Regions from separate parts of the Mus musculus genome. Here region 1 is linked to region 2. A link is a loop called in an ENCODE intact Hi-C map of the cell type or tissue named here. Cell type or tissue: heart. All regions are shown on one strand.

Region 1 (8,000 bases), 63 kb after region 2:
CATCTCTCCAGCCCCTTATTTTGCTTTCTGAGAAGGCTTTTCTGTGTAGTCCTGGCTGTTCTGGAACTTGCTCTGTAGACCGGGCTGGCCTTGAACTCATTGAGATCCACCTGCCTCTGCCTCCTGAGTGCTGGGATTAAAGGTGCCACTATCTTTGGGCAGCAATACACTTTGATAGCATGCACCCTTGATGTAACATGATGAAAATGATACTGACCCCCCCCCCATTATTCTTCTCCCTAAGACCTATAATTCCATTCTGACCATAAGGACATATATACCAATAGTTGGCATCAGATAGTACCTGTCTGTCTTCAAACTTGCTATGGTGTGTCCAAAGACAGATAGGCAGACAGACAGGCAGGCAGACAGACAGACAGAAAGGGAGGAAAAGAAAAGAAAGGAATAACACAGAGGGGATGTGTTGAGCATATTGCCTAAATTGGTAAAGTACTGAGTTCAGATTCCCAGAACCTATGTAAAATGTGAGGTGTGACAGTATGTCAGCCAGTCTTGCTGAAAACTGGATAGCTTCAGGTTCAGTGAAAAGACCCTGTCTCAAAAATAAGGTAGAGCTCCCAAGAGATAGCTCAGTGGATAGGATGCTGCTAACCAAGCATAAGGGCCTAAGTTCAGATACCTGGCAACCAAGTAAAAAGCCAGGCATTGCAGTGCATACCTATAATCTCAGCACTTGCCAGTCAGTCTAGCCAAAACAGTGAGCTCTAGGTTCACTGGGAGACCTGACCTCAAAAAACTGGGTGGAGAGCAATGGAGGAAGACATCCTAAATTGATCTCTGTCCTACACATACACTCATGCACTCTCAAGCATATACCACACACACAAAATAAAATAGAAGAAGATAATGTACAGGCACATATGCACATACAAATGTAAATACACACACACACAGACAAAGAGAGACAGAGATACAAAAAATGGAAGAGTGAGGGGAGGGGAAAAGAGAAGAAAAGGGAGGAGGATGGAAAGGAGAAAAGGAGACTGGCTGCATGGATGAATCAATCACTAAAGTGCTTGTCATGCAAAGGACCTAAATTCAATTCCCAGAACCCACATAAAAAGTTGGGTGTGGTGGTGAATCTGTAGTTATCTCAGCACTCAGGAAGTAGAGACAAGTAGATCCAGGGGCTAGCTGCCAGCCAGTCTAGCCTAATTGATGAGAGCCCTTGTCCCTGTGAGTCTCAAAGCACAAGGGTGGGTGACCCTAGGGGAAAAAAAATACTAGGAGTTTAATTCTGGCACACAAACACCAACAGAGACAGAAAGAGACAGTAAACAAGAGGTGGTGGTACAGACCAGAATACAAGCACTGGGAAAGCTAAGGCAGGAGGATGAGGATCTAAAGCTCTAGGTTAGCCTAAGAGACATATCAAGATCCTGTCTTGAAAGGGATGGGAAGCTGGGCAGCAGTGATACAGGTGTTTAGTCCCAGAACTCTGGAGGCAGAGCAGTCAGATCTCTGAGTATGAGGCTAGCCTGGTCTACACAGCTAGTTCCAGGATAGCCAGGCCTACACAGAGAACCCTGCCTAAAAATAAATAAATACAAACAAACAAATAATAGATGGGGACTGAGGAGCAGAACTGTGTCTATCGATACCAAAGAACACCCGCCTAGGTATAAGAACCAAGAGGGCAGAGTGAGAAAAGAGTTACAGGGGTCACCTAGAGGCTGTTGGCTCTAAAAATCAAGGCTACAAGAGAGTTTACCTTAAAGACACAGACATGGAACACAGAACAAATGGTATAGAACCAAGGCCTGGGGAAAGGGCAGCCACCATGAAACATACTAACCAGACAAGGCTTTACAGCCATGGGAAATGTGTGTGAGGGGCCTTCCACAGAGGAGAATTTCTTCAGGCAAAGAGAAAGAACATGGGAAAGACAAGAGGCCACTGAGAACCTGGCAGCCCCAAACATCATGGACATTTGCCTGGACATAGGCGTGCATTCGTGCATCTGTGCATGCATCCGTCTGTCTGTGTCTGCCTGCCTGTCTGTCTGTCAGTGTCTGTGTTGGGAGAAACAAAGTAAAAAAAAGCAGGAGGGAAGAGGAGGGGGCACAAGCGGTTGGTACTTGGAGATACAACCAGCAGGTCCTTGGAGTGAGGCAAGGGAGAAGCCAGAAGGAAAGGACAGAAAGAAAACGAAGAAGGCAGCTAGTGGGCAGTCACATGTAATGGTAACAAGCAAACAACAACCACCACCAAGCGGGGCATAATGGCGCACGCCTTTAATCCCAGCACTTGGGAGGCAGAGGCAGGCAGATTTCTGAGTTTGAGACCAGCCTGGTCTACAGAGTGAGTTCCAGGACAGCCAGGGCTACACAGAGAAACCCTGTCTCAAAAAACCAAAAAGAACAACAACCCTGATTGAAACAGTCTCCCTCCAGTGCAGAGAAAAGTACACAAGTGCAATTCCTAGGACTAAAGCTCCATAGCTAGGTCCAGAAGATAAATAGCCACGGTAGGTCTGTCCCTCATGCCCAGTTTAGGTCTCCCCAAAAACACTAAGGAAAAACTGAAAAATTAGCCCAAGCCCCTTCTCACATTTCTACCTCAGGTCAAAGCTCTTGGTTAAGACTCTGAGGAAATTTTCTGAAAATCTTACCAACCTTCTCTGATAGCATATACAGCCACTTAAAGCTACAACTCAAGTTTTAAAAAAGAAAAATAAGCTGGGCATGGTGGCGCACGCCTTTAATCCCAGCACTTGGGAGGCAGAGGCAGGCGGAGTTCTGAGTTCGAGGCCAGCCTGGTCTACAGAGTGAGTTCCAGGACAGCCAAGGCTACACAGAGAAACCCTGTCTCGAAAAACCAAACCAAAAAAAAAAAAAAAAAAAAAAGAGAGAGAGAGAGAGAGAAAAAAATAGCTAAAGAATGGAGCTTTAACCACAATCTCACTATAAAAGCTATGTCTCTGGTGGAAGTCATTTCGACCAAAGTCTGATGAGACCATGAGGCCCCTGAGTGGAAAAACCAGCTGTGATTCCCCCAAGCATACACAAGACACACACCTCAAAAGGAACATCCTTAGCCTCTAAATAGACCTTCCAGCAAGGTCTGTACATACAACTCCCCTCAGGATAAGACAGACTAGTGCAAAGGCAGGAGGACTGATCTGTCAGTGAAATTCGGGAACTCACCAGACCACCCAAGAACAATGTGCCTACCATCATCTGGCCCCCTGACAAACTACAGGCAGAAATCATGCATTCATGTTCAGCAGTAAGCAATGAACCTTTAGTACTTGCTGTTCTAGCTTTTGTACTCTCTATATAATCCAGCCACCTAAAATCACAATCCTGAATCAGACAATCAATAAGCAATCAATAAGGATTGATAAGGGTTGATAAGCAATCAATCCTTCCCAGTGGTGCTGTACACCTTTAAATTTCAACACTCAGGAAGCAAAGACAGGCAGATTTCTGTGAGTTCTAGGCCAGCCTGATTTATACAGTGAGTTCCAGAACAGCCAGGGCTACACAGTGAGACCCTTTCTCAATAGATACTATTTTATAACCCAGTCCTTTATAATGAATTGTTCTTTTTTGTTTCTTAAAAGACAGGCTCTCTGATTATCTTGTCCAGGCTTTCCTCAAATGTGTGAGTTCAGTGATTCTCCTGCCTTAGCCTTCCAACCTGACTTAAATACTTTTCTTTTTCTTTCTTGGGATTAAAAAATGTTTTTTATGTGTATGGGTGTTTTGCCAACATGTAAGTCTGTCTATGTACTTGGTGCCCAAGGAGGCCAAAACAGGGCTTTGGACCCCCAGGCGGTTGTAAGTTGCCATGTAGGTCCTGGAAATCTAACACAGGTCCTCTGAAGAGCAACCAGTGTACCAAAGCAGGACCTACCACCCATCACAATTCCAAACAGCACTTTTACATCACAGAGAAAACACATCCCTACACTAAAAAAAAAAAAAAAAAATTCACTGCCTTTGATCTAATAGCTAGAGACTGAACATACAACCTGCTCACAACATTCAAGTAACTCCAAAAAGGTCTGGCATCATACCAAACAAGTGAACGATGTGATCCAGTCACAGAAGAATGCATGACTGAGAAAATCTGACCCTTATGTGTCCCAAACTTACAGTTTCCACACAACACTTTCTCCCCCATTGTATTGCCCTTTGAACCTGCCTTCAAAACAACTGCACTGCATACCCCATTGCCACCTGTCATCCCACAGACAGGCCTACAACACATTTGCACCTGCTGAGGGAGTCATTTCTGCACCACTGTGTTCCTCTGCAATGACTTGCTCTCCTCAAAGAACTGAAAACTCACATGGGACTCCCTGTGCACTCCACAGAAGACAGTACTTGGGAAGAGGAAAGCACACGCTGAGGGCCACTCTCCAAACATCACCTCAGAGAGCCTCATCTCCAGCTCCTCCCAGCATCAATCAGTTGCCTGGGAGCACCTTAACTCCAGCTCAAGTGGCTCAGAAGATGAGAACAGGCTGAAAATGGAAACACATGTCCCCAGGAGCCACCTGTTCTTCTTCCCCAAATCTGTACTGAAAGCAGCCTAGAGGCTAAGACTAGCCTGCCTTCAGCCCTATATCACTGCAGACAGCTGCTAGCTAAGACACTTTCCTTTTCATAAGATTCATATCAAAAATATTCTTTCAAAAGTACTCAGACATTGGCTGGAAAAATGGCTCAGTGGTTAAGAGCAGTGGCTGCTCTTCCAGAGGACCCAGGTTCAATTCCCAGCACTCACATGGCAGCACACAACTGTAATTCTAGATCCAGAGGTTCTGGTGCCCTCACACAGACATACATGCAGGCAAAACATCAATGAACATAAAAAGAAACAAATCTTTTTTAAAAAATAAAATAAAAAGTACTCAGATATTAAGAGCACTTCCTGCTTTTGCTTGAAACTCAAATTTGGTTCCTGGAACCTATATATCAGGTGGCTTGATAACCACCTGTACCTCAAACTCCAAGGGATCAGAGACCCTCTCCTGGTCTTTGAGGTACCTATGCACACATGGGACTTACTCACAGAAAAATATACACATACAAGTAAATATATAATTTTTTTTTCAAAAAGAAGCATAAAGCAATCCCTCACTTCCATCTCTTATGGGGTCCTCCCTTGCCTTACTGGAGATGGAAATACATACTATTCTATGACAGACATAAGAGCTAACTCAAGAAATGTAGCATGGCAGGCTGAAGAGACAGCTCTGCAGGGGACAGGTTCCCAGAACTCACAGAGTAGCTAACTGCCATCTATAACTACAGTTCCAGAGGACCTAATGCCATCTTCTAGCCTCCAAAGACACTGCACACATAAGATGCACACACACACACACATATAATTTTTTAAAACACAGTTTCTCTGTGTATCTGTGTTGCCCTGGCTATTCTTGCACTCACTCTGTAGATCAGGCTAGCCTCGAACTCAGAGACCTGCCTACCTCTGCCTCTTGGCAGAGGGAATAAAAGGAATGTACTACCATGTCCCAGCTCAAAAGTAAGTCTTACAAAGGTACTGTTGGGGGTGGTTAGGAGCACTGACTGCTCTTCCAGAGATGCTTTTGCAATGTGTAAGGTGTGTATTTGATGGTGTCTATGGGAAGAGGAAAAGTGTGTTTTCTTACTTTGTCTTGTGTGCAGTGTCTTTGGAGGCTAGAAGATGGCAGTTAGGTAAACAGGCAGGTAGATCTCTGTGAGTTCAAGGCCAACTTGGTCCACAAAGCAAGTTTCAAGTTATTCAGAGGCTATATGAGATCCTTATCTTTAAAAAAATCTTGATAATTTGAATTTTTGCATGCTTTTCAACTTTCCCTGACAGATGGAGGACCCTTGAAAAATCTAAAGCACCTTAAGTTTTCCTCAATTTCCCATTTCTCCCTCTGACTAAACCACATCTCTTTTCCAAAGGAGCAGGGGTCCAAGCCTCATCCCAGCAGAGCACCAGCCCTCAGTGAGGGAAAACTACACACAGCTTCTTCCAAGCAGGTGTTTTCTGAAAGGAGACACTGAAAATGGGCCCCGGGGTCAAAGAATGTGGTCATCTGCCCACAGAAATATACTGTCCCTCCTCCTCCAACAAGGCACAGTTAACATGCTTAGGAAGCTCAAACTCCAGAAGACATCCTGGGTAGTGGCACTGAGGACTTCCTCACACCAGGTGCTTGGCTAAGCTGCCCACAGATTCTCTCTTGGGAGATAGATCCTCACGTGACAGAGTGACACTAGGTTCTCCGCCAAAACCCAGTCTGTTATTTATGAGTCATGTCCTTGACCTCTCTTACTTTAGTTTCCTCACCTGTTAAATGGGAACAATATCCACCTCACAACACAATACGAATGAAGTACACATCTAAATACCTGCCTTGAAGAGCTCAATAAATGGTACTTAAAAGCTCTGGCCCACCTAAACTGCAGACTGAGCTAGGCCTATTTCCACAGCCTCAGGCCATACTATTGGCATTACAAGGGAAAAGGGGAAAGGCTTTGAGGAAAATTAATTGAGACAGTGTAGCAAGCCAGGTTAAAGTTCAAATGCAAATACACTTTAACTATGCAAATCTCCGGTTCTCAGACCAAAAAAAAAAATCCATCAATGGAACCATCTCTGCCTTTCCTAACAGGAAGGAAGCAAAGCATATTCTCACATGTGCATATATGACAAGATGCACGGCCTACTTCTTCTCATTTTCTTACAGAGAAGTCTATTGTGTTTATTCTGTAATTTCTTCTGCTCACTAGGCTCCAGTGCTCTTAACACTGAAAAAGCTGTCTGATGAGAAGAAAATTGTAGATATCAAATGCCTACCACGGAAGTGTCAAGACAAAGTGAGAAAACACACTTTTCCTCTTCCCATAGACACCATCAGATACACACCTTACACATTGCAAAAGCATCTCTGTGTCAAAGTTCACTTCATAAATATCCAAAGTACTGTCACTCTGACTTCCACGATTCATGTTTTTGCGTGCTAGCCCAAGCACCCCGGGGTAAAGACACAAGTGTTGCAACACCCTTTTTTGCCTTTCACCATTTTTCTCAGCTGGATAGGTCCTCCTCCTTTTAGAATTTGGATTAATTACCATCCATCTCACAGTAGAGGGTTATAACTTCAAGTCCATGGATGAGATGCAGAAGGCTCTTGAGCCTCTGGTAGCAACAAAATTCCGTGCAACTGTGTATGCTTCTCAAAAGGAGCCCATACTTTGATTCTTAAAGGGGCTCATGACCCTCCAAAAACCACTACCACAGACACATCCTAGACCATACTGAACCAAGTGAGTTTCTTCAGTCCCCTCGAATAAAGAGACCAACAACCCTCTTCCCATCCCGCCCCACTCCCTGAAAGCTGGAGTGAGGATCGAACCCAAGAGCCCTGAACATGTGAAGCAAGCAGATTACCACTGAACCACAGCCCTAGCCCAAGGAGGTTTGCCTTTTGAACCAAATCTTGCTCGGCGTCTGACATCTTCTCATCAGCCACTTCATATCTCATACAAGGCAGACACGCTGATCTAAGAACTCTAAAACTTACCAGAAAATACAACTATGGATACTTATTTAACAACACAGAGAAAACAAACATTTCACCCAACAAGTGGTTGGTTTTGTCGTCCTCGTCCTTCCGCCCGCCCCCCCCAACCCCTCCTCCCTGTCAAACTTAGGCTGCCCTCGCTGGGGCCTCTAAGCCCGGCCTCCCAGGGCTTCCCACCTCACTGAGCGTAGAACTGCAGGCAAGAGGAGGACCGAAATGCCCCGCTGACCAAGAATCTGGAAAGGAGCCTCCAGCATCAGGTGCTACAAGCAGGAACTCACATCTCCTGCTTCCCAGGAACCTCCTCCAGGTAAAGGATGGAGAATGCTCCTCCTCGGGCAGGACCTCAAGGTAAGCCCAGAGGCTCGGCTCCAGGCTGCACAGAGCCGAAAACAAACTTTCCAGGCACTTCCACCCCGCCCGACCGGGTGACACCTCCCGGCCTCCC
Region 2 (8,000 bases):
GTAACTCTTGGCCTAACCCAGACAACAGTCTGCCTCTGGTGCTCTTCCATCCTCATGAAACCCACAAAGTTCCTTTGGGAACTTCTTCCCTTAAATCTCACCCATCTTGGCATCACATTCTACAAAGGTAAGCACTCAATAAACATCAATCAAATGCCAGAAAGACTCTCCCACCAGGTCCCTGTTAAAGTTCAACTCTAAGGAGTGTTTGTCAGGTATCCTTTCCTTGACCTTAACTATGAGGTCAGAGCTTTGAGAGCTTTCCACGTGAATCAACATCCTGTTTATCTTCCATCATGTAATTAATGGCCCCTTCCCTGTTACCACCCCTTCCCTTCTAACCTCTTTAGGATTTAATTATCAAGGTGGAATCGCTTGGGACACTCTTTCATCAGAACCTGGTTGGGGGCGTGGGCACAATGCAAACACAGAACATTTATAGATTTTCATATTTGAACACTATAGTAACACCAGTAACACAGCTAATATGAATTAGAACTACTCTAGCAACCTGCAACTAAAACACTCTCAACCCTGGGACCAAGACTGTACTTACTGTATTTTTCTGGAGACATGCAGCCTAGACTAGCCTCAAACTCCCAATCCTTCTGCTTCTCCCTCCCAAAATGCTGGGCTCGCAGGTGCTTTCCATTATGCCTGAGGGTTATTTTATTTTTATGATCTGAATTGTGGCTTTATAACTCAGAAATCAAATGTTACTTAAATAAAATTTAGATTTATTTTACATTATGTGTATGAGTGTTTCAGATGCGCATGCCTGGTGCAAAGGGGTCAAAGGAGAGTGTCAGACTCCCTAGAACTGGAGTTACAGATGGTTATAAGTCACTTAGAGAATGTCTGGGAATCCAACCCGGGTCCTCTGTAAGAGCGGCAAGTGTTCTTAACCACTGGGCCAACTCTCTACTTCCTAAATAATAAACTTTAAAAAGAAAAAACAACTAAAATATATTCTGATAATCTTCCACTGCAATAAAGGAAACGCACACATACACACAGACACACACACACACACAGGCAAACACACACATTTATTTACGTGTGTGGGCACACAAGTACCATAATAGTACTGAGAAGTCAGTGTACAACTTTATTTTTAATTTTTTGTTTGTTTTGTTTTTGAGACAGGGTTTCTCTGTGTGTGGGAACTCACTCTGTAGACCAGGCTGGCCTGGAACTCACAGAGATCCATCTGTCTTTGCCTCCTGAGTGCTGGGATTAAAGACGTGCACCACCACACCAGGCTTTTTTGTATATGAAATTTTAATGACTCATTTTATTTTATGTGCATTAGTGTTTTGCTTGCCTATGTCTATATGGGTGCTAGATCCCTTGAAACTGGAGTTACAGAGAGTGGTGAGCTGCTTCATGTGGGTGTTGAATATTGAACCCTGGGTCTCTGGAAGAGCAGCCGGTACTTTCATCCACTGAGCTGCTCTCCAGCTGTTTTGTTTTGTTTGTTTGTTTGTGTTTTGAGTCAGCGTTTCTCTGTGTAAACCTGGCTGTCTTGAAACTCGCTCTGTAGACCAGGCTGGCCTCAAACTTATATATCGTCATGCCTCTGCCTCCCAAAGTGCTTGAACTCAGAGTTTAACTTTTAAGAGTCAGTTTTTTCCTTCCACCTTGTGGATCCTAGAGACTCAAGTTTTCAGGTTTGGTTGGCAGCAGGTGCCATCTCATCAGCACAATAAAGATAATTTATAAAGTAATCTTAAAAGATAGTAAAATGAAGAGATATATTTGACTTTAACTATGCTGAAGTCAAACAGCCCTATATACCTTGTTCCAGTGCTAAGTAAGCAAAAAGACACCAGAAGCCAAGGGCCAAGGCTGACTTAAAATCTGACTTAATACACAAGACAGGGATGCTTGGGTAGAAAAACAAGAATGACTATAAATGCCTACTGTTTGAAAAACCAATCGTAAAGTACACACCCTCACTATAAAAAGGAAACAGCACTGACAAAAGCCTATTTCTATCTGTCAGACTTCTGCCATTTTCTAGAAGGCAATCCTCTAAGAGTGAAGAGATTTGGTCAACTCAGTAATGGTAACAGCTGGGAGGAAGGATATGAAGAACTACCATAGTAGTATCTCAAACTCTAACTTCTTGATTATTTTGCAGTAACTCAAGAGTTCATTTCCTGGTCATAATGCCAGGCCTCCCTCACTGAGAAGGTGCTCTGTTAGGCCGTTTAAAGTGCAATGGGCTCGATCTTTCTGGAAAACCTCCTGAGTAGTCACTTTCAGGCTGGCAAGGCACAAAATCAAGCACCATCATGTAGGCTGAACCAGAAAACTCAGTTAGTACAAGGCTAATAAACTGCCTAGGGGGAAAGGGGAGTGAACGATTTGTTCCTAAGTTTCAATCCTGCACAATACTAATTTTTCAGTATGCAGTACGACACACAACTTTTGTAATGATAATAATTGAAATACTTTCTATTACCACAGGTATTAACAGTATTAGCGTTTAATTAAATTAAAGATAGACAAACCACAAACTAAGCTGGAAATCCCTACCCTTTTCAAAGGCGGTGGGGAAATGAAGTCTGAAAAGGAGATGGAAAAAGATTCTCTACCTGGTCTCTTTCACAACCCTAAGATTTTTTGACACCTGGCCCCGAACATGAATTCAATACAAATAATTCATTTATTAGAATTAAACTGACACCTTTGAACATTTCTACTCAGGTGGTACCTTCTAAGAGATGCCGTGCCTGTCCTTATGAATGAGAAGGATAAAGCACAAACTCTGCAAATCACTGGAAAAAGGGTAGTCACTGTGTCAACCCCCATGGCCTACGTTAATTTAGACGTCTGGAATGTGAAAAGACCAGATGAATGCAAAGGGTTCTCAGGTTCCAAAGCCAGCAAATAGTTGGGCGGTGGTGGTCACACACCCTGGGCAAAAGAATCTGGGGAGAAGAAAGTAGGGCCACAGCAAAGCTTGGGTCCTTCTCGACCGAAGAGCATGAAAGAAGAAAGAGGCACTGTTAAACCAAAGGGCCGAGGCAGGTGGGTACCAGAGTGCCATCCTCCCTCCGGCCCGCTCCGCCGGGCGCCCTCATTGTGAAGAGGTGTGTGTCGCGAGTGGCGACTAGGGCGGCCAGACCCCTGCTGACCCGCGAGGCCCTCACCTTGTCCGAATCTAGGTCGGGGTCCGCCTGGCACAAGCGGTACAGGAAAGACTTCGGGTCCCGGCACAGCGTCTGCCGGGTGGTGAGGAAGTAGGTGCCGCCGACGTTGAGCCGGACCCACTTGGACACGCCACCGGGGCGCTGAGCCAGGGCGCCCATCCCAGCGCTGCAGCGGCGGCACAGGCCGCCCCCCAGCCCCGCCCCGAGGCCGCTCGGAGCCGGCGGCAGCAGCTCGCAGTGATTCTCCGCCATGATCCTAACAAGCCCCGCCACAGCGGCCCTTCGCCGGAAGCGTCCGTTCTTTAATACAGCCCCCCTGAGTTGTCCCGCCCATAGGTACGCCCCAATAAAGTGCCCGCCCAGGGCTCATGTGCAAGGCGGAAGTTCCGGCTCGAAAAGCAGGCCGGAGATTACCACTTCCGGCCGGAGCAAGTCTCGGGTTCTCACGAGCATCCTCGGCTCAAGCTCCGCCCCTACTCAAAGAGGCTCCATGGCAAACAAAGTGTACACTCTACATGCTTTTATTACAAGACTACCGAGCATACGAGGGAAATCCATCATCCGGTAATTACATCTAAAGCACAGATATTTGAAAAAAACAAAAAAAAGAAAAGTTGTTTCATTAAATTATATGATTAAACCATGACCAAATAGAAAATTTATATAATAAAGCCAGGAAAAAAGTTGTAAAATATAGTTTACAATAATTATTCACACTCAAGGCTGTACATCAATACATACAACAACGTGGCCCCAAACATGAATTCAATCCAAATAATTCATATATTAGAATTTAAATAACACAGACTGAACTAGAGGCCGACAATAGCCAGCAAATAACCTTATATAAGAATAAAAATACAAAAGTGTATATCCCAGTATCATTGCATTATCTGTTTTCATAAGTATTTTTAATTTTTCCTTTGCCTGTACATCACAGTTACAGCTACAGAACAGGTAGAGAATATTACACATGTTCTAACTGACTGCCACCAACCTGAATGACAGCAATTCATCCTACTGTACGTGGCTAATGGACCAGCCGCAGCAGCTCTAAATACTGTAACAGTTTTTAATTTGCACATGTCCAATCACACTATGGTCGTGGCTTTAACCTGCACAATGACCTACTTGTAGTCATTAACCCAGATGATTAAACTAGGGTGGACTACATGGGGAGGGAAAATTTTGCTATTTGTAAAAACTTTTGTTCAGTTTGGATTCTTCATATGGAAGAAATGAGTTACAGGGAATTTTCAGGTATTCATATTGGTTAATTCATTTGCTTACTGCTGCAAAAGTGCTTTTGACAGAAACAGCTTCCCTCACATTGCAGGCCATTTTTCCACATTCTGACTTATAACCCTGAAGTGTTAGGCCAGAAGCTAGGTATCTTCAGAGGTTCTGAGAGTGGTTCCAGCCCTGTTCAATGTCAGGGCCCTTGTCTTACCTTCTACCCACGAGGTGCTACACCCACTGGCATCAGCACCAGTTTATGTTGGGTTTTGCATTAAAACAAATAGAAACGTGTATAGGAGTATCTTCACCATATTCAGAGTTGCTGTGGCCTCCCAAGTCTCAGATGAACACCCCAGGTCTATAGAACAATGGGGAGAAGCCTTGAGGCAGAGGAGGGCAGGAAACTGATTTCTACACATCTCCAGCCCTAAGCTCTGACAGTCAAGTAACACAGAAAATCTCTGCTGCATGTTTCCAAATTGAACCAGCAGGCCCCACCCAACACAGATAAAGCTACTATCTGATTTGGGTGGGCACTACAGTTCCGTGCAGCACTGCAGCGCACAAGAAGGTTTACATAAGCATCAGTGGGGATACCCATCCTTGGCAATGACAAAGCCTAGCCACTGTGCTGTCCTGAACCAAGACCTGAGGTGTGGAGCAAGAACACTCACAGCTGTACTTTTAGTAAAACTCAATCATCTGTGTGGTTTCTTTTCCAAGAAGAGCTTTGCTATTCTGCTTTGCTACTGATTCCCAAATGGCCCAAATGCATTTCTGAGTCTATAAACTTAATTATGAATTATCCATTAGGCATGTAGCAAGGTCAGTTCAACACTTTATCTCTGCTGACTGTGTAGAAGCAGATTCAGTACCATCGTGGACACAAAGTACAAGATTCTGAAAACATCACCAAGCACTTGGAAGCCTTAGAGCAAAGATGGAAAAGAAGTAACATGCAGGAGCAGATTCTTGCAATGCAAATGAAAAGACTGGCTTTTGGAAAAAAAATCTGTCACAAAGGAATCTGCAGTAATGACATTTTTAGCATTAAAAACAAAAGCAGCCATAGTCAAACTTTCTTGAGAACACACAACTTAGCAAGAACTGATGTGTTCAAAGTCCGTAGGACACAAGGAAGGTAGGTTTGTAACTGGAACTCAGAGGGTCTAAACATCAGACCGAGGAGGAGGAAAAAATACCCAAAATACCACTTCAGGTGTGTGAGGAAGGGGCAAAATCAGAATAAAAAATCAAAGACTTAGAAGTATATTCACCACAGCATTATTTAAATAGCAAAAACAAAAACAAAACACAAAGGAAACCAAAAACCATCTGAATGTTTTACAACAGGGAAACAACTGCATAACTTATAAATTTACAACCACTTGACTCCACAATTATCAAAAACATGCTTTTGAAGAACTACTCACGGCCACGGCATGGAGAAATGCTTAAGAGAAAACAAGTCAAGTGAAAAAGCTGGATGTAAAATGATGAATGTTGTATGTGTTCCCAGTTTGGTTTAGAAAGCAAACAAGGACTAAGGATGCACATCAGTGGTAGAGCACTCGCTTAGCAATCCTGAACCTCACTATTCAATTCCCAGCACTGGAACAAAGAGTTAGGGAGAACAGCATCTACATCCAAATGTTCACAGTGGTCTCTGAATGACGGGCCTTCCTTTATTCTTTTGCTTTCAGAAAACATACACTTCTTTAAGAAAGCACACAATTACCTACGGCCCCCTTGCTGGTACTGGGAGTCTGTGCCACACAACTGTCGGCAAGGTTACTTCAAGCATGAATCACAAACACTAGGGTGGCCCAAAGAGAGCTGCAGCAGTTAACGTTTCTATCAGTTTCAGCCTAACACAAGCCATCTCTCAAAGTGGTTTTTTACTGCATCTAACTGGGTTTTAGCTCAAAATGACATCTGAGCCATGATGCCACACCCTGAAGTGGAGAGGCTCAGCTCTACATGGGGAGCCCACTGCCCAGCTGGAGCACAGAAAAACAGGTGGAATTGACCCATTCAAGCTAAGTTTCATCTGTGATGCTGAGAGAAGCCAGGGCTCAAGTGGGCTGTGAGGTACTACAGTCTGCTGTACCTAGGTAGGAGAAGCCAGAGAACAGTCTTCAACTTTCTTTCCATCCTTGCCATTCCTAGGACACATGATTTCTAGAGGTACTAACAGGGTATTTCTCTCTCTCCTTACATACATCCCAAATTTACTGTTTCACACACACACACACACACACACACACACACACACACACACACACACACACACACACGAGTTGTACAAACTGACATCCACATCCTGTCCTACAAAGTAAGGCACCTTCACACAGGGTGACGGCTCTAAGGATGACTGGAAAAATGAAGGTGATTTAAGCCAGGTTAAGAAATGAATGTACATGGTTCATTAAAGGAAAAAAAAATCAAGGAAAAGGGGGCAGTAAGGACAAAGGTGACCTGGGAAGAGATCAGCTGTTGTAGCTTGGGCAGTCATGGTGACCACCCACTACTAATAGCTCAGCTGAACTCTGATTTTAGAGGTTAGGGTGGTGCTTGGTAAAGCCCAGGAGGTAGTGTTGCTCTCCAGGGAAGGAAGCAACAAAGGACTCTCCCATATACAGCCAGCTTTGTGGTCTAATTCAAGCCAAGCCTCAGTCCACTGCTCCCCTGTAGTTAAATGCCCTCAAAGATGCTTTCCCTGTGTCTGCATGCACCTGAGAGACAGGAAGCCACTCTTACTTACATGTACAAATGTAGGATACAGGGCACTCTGAGGGCAAAATAGCCACAAGGCGTGAGCAAGAACAGGACTCCAAGGAGGAAATAGCCAAGTGTACTTAACAGGCTCTTCAAAAACCAGGAGAAATGAGTGCCCACTTTCACTCTCAGGCTGACAGCATCCTAGGCCATACCTGTTCTGTGGGTTCTACTGGCAAGTGAGGTCCTGCTCCTTGCTCACCTGAAGCTCTTCTCACACGATCTAGCTGAGTCTAAATAAAATCCCTGTTCCCACCCAGCAACCCTGCCACAGAGTGGTGGCTGACTTTTCATCCTCACTCTACCCCAGCTGAACAGAATCACTCTTGTTGTTAAAGATTTGAAGTAGAATCTTTCCCCCTCTCAGTTTAGATGGCCTGGCCCACAGGTAGTCACTGTAGAGTAGACAGAACAGGGTAACCTCTGTTGTTGTGTGTGTTTGGGGGCGCCTATGTGAAAGTCAATAGAAATGGCAAAATTGTTGCTGCCATTGGGACATAGGAGTCTGAGGTGCTACTGTGAGCAGATGGGAGATGCCTACTTTTCTCCACTAGACACCAAGGGCCAACTTTCAGGGATATCCTAGTCAAAGAGAGGTACAGCCAAGTCCCTCAAAAGCACTCTGCAAGAAATGCCAAAAGAAGTGTCCCATTACTGGCAAAGAATGCCAGCATAGGCAGGCTCAGATTAAGAGGGCTGTTCCTGTGAGCAGGACAGTGATAACATCCTTTCCAGGCAAGGCCCACACTTTATGGAGTAGGTGACCAGGCAACATGAGAAGGCTTCTAGATTTTCAATCGTTGTAAAAATGGACCAGCTGAGAAG

What was found. A loop is a pair of places that touch in the nucleus more often than their neighbours do. Peaks named below come from ENCODE experiments on the same cell type or tissue, not always from the same donor. Only the 100,000 strongest peaks of a DNase experiment are listed, where the experiment ranks them.
Region 1: it touches region 2 in a loop (2.2-fold over the local background); 9 of 42 quality-filtered maps call a loop at or near these places.

What each region holds. Positions count from the first base shown.
Region 1 is chr17:24,133,194-24,141,193 of GRCm38, forward strand. All of the region lies in intron 1 of Pdpk1 (3-phosphoinositide dependent protein kinase 1), which reads right to left. Among named protein-coding and RNA genes, the nearest start is that of Gm33409, 4.4 kb to the right of the region's middle. In heart, no CTCF peak of the experiment used is centred here; no DNase peak of the experiment used is centred here; H3K4me3 peaks cover 929 bases; H3K27ac peaks cover 665 bases.
Region 2 is chr17:24,070,019-24,078,018 of GRCm38, forward strand. Kctd5 (potassium channel tetramerisation domain containing 5) reads right to left here and starts at 3,467. Exons shown (of 6, transcript NM_027008.2): 1 at 3,159-3,467. The coding sequence starts at 3,410. Pdpk1 (3-phosphoinositide dependent protein kinase 1) reads right to left here. Exons shown (of 14, transcript NM_011062.4): 14 at 3,662-8,000. In heart, no CTCF peak of the experiment used is centred here; a DNase peak (open chromatin) is centred at 3,493; H3K4me3 peaks cover 2,009 bases; H3K27ac peaks cover 1,126 bases.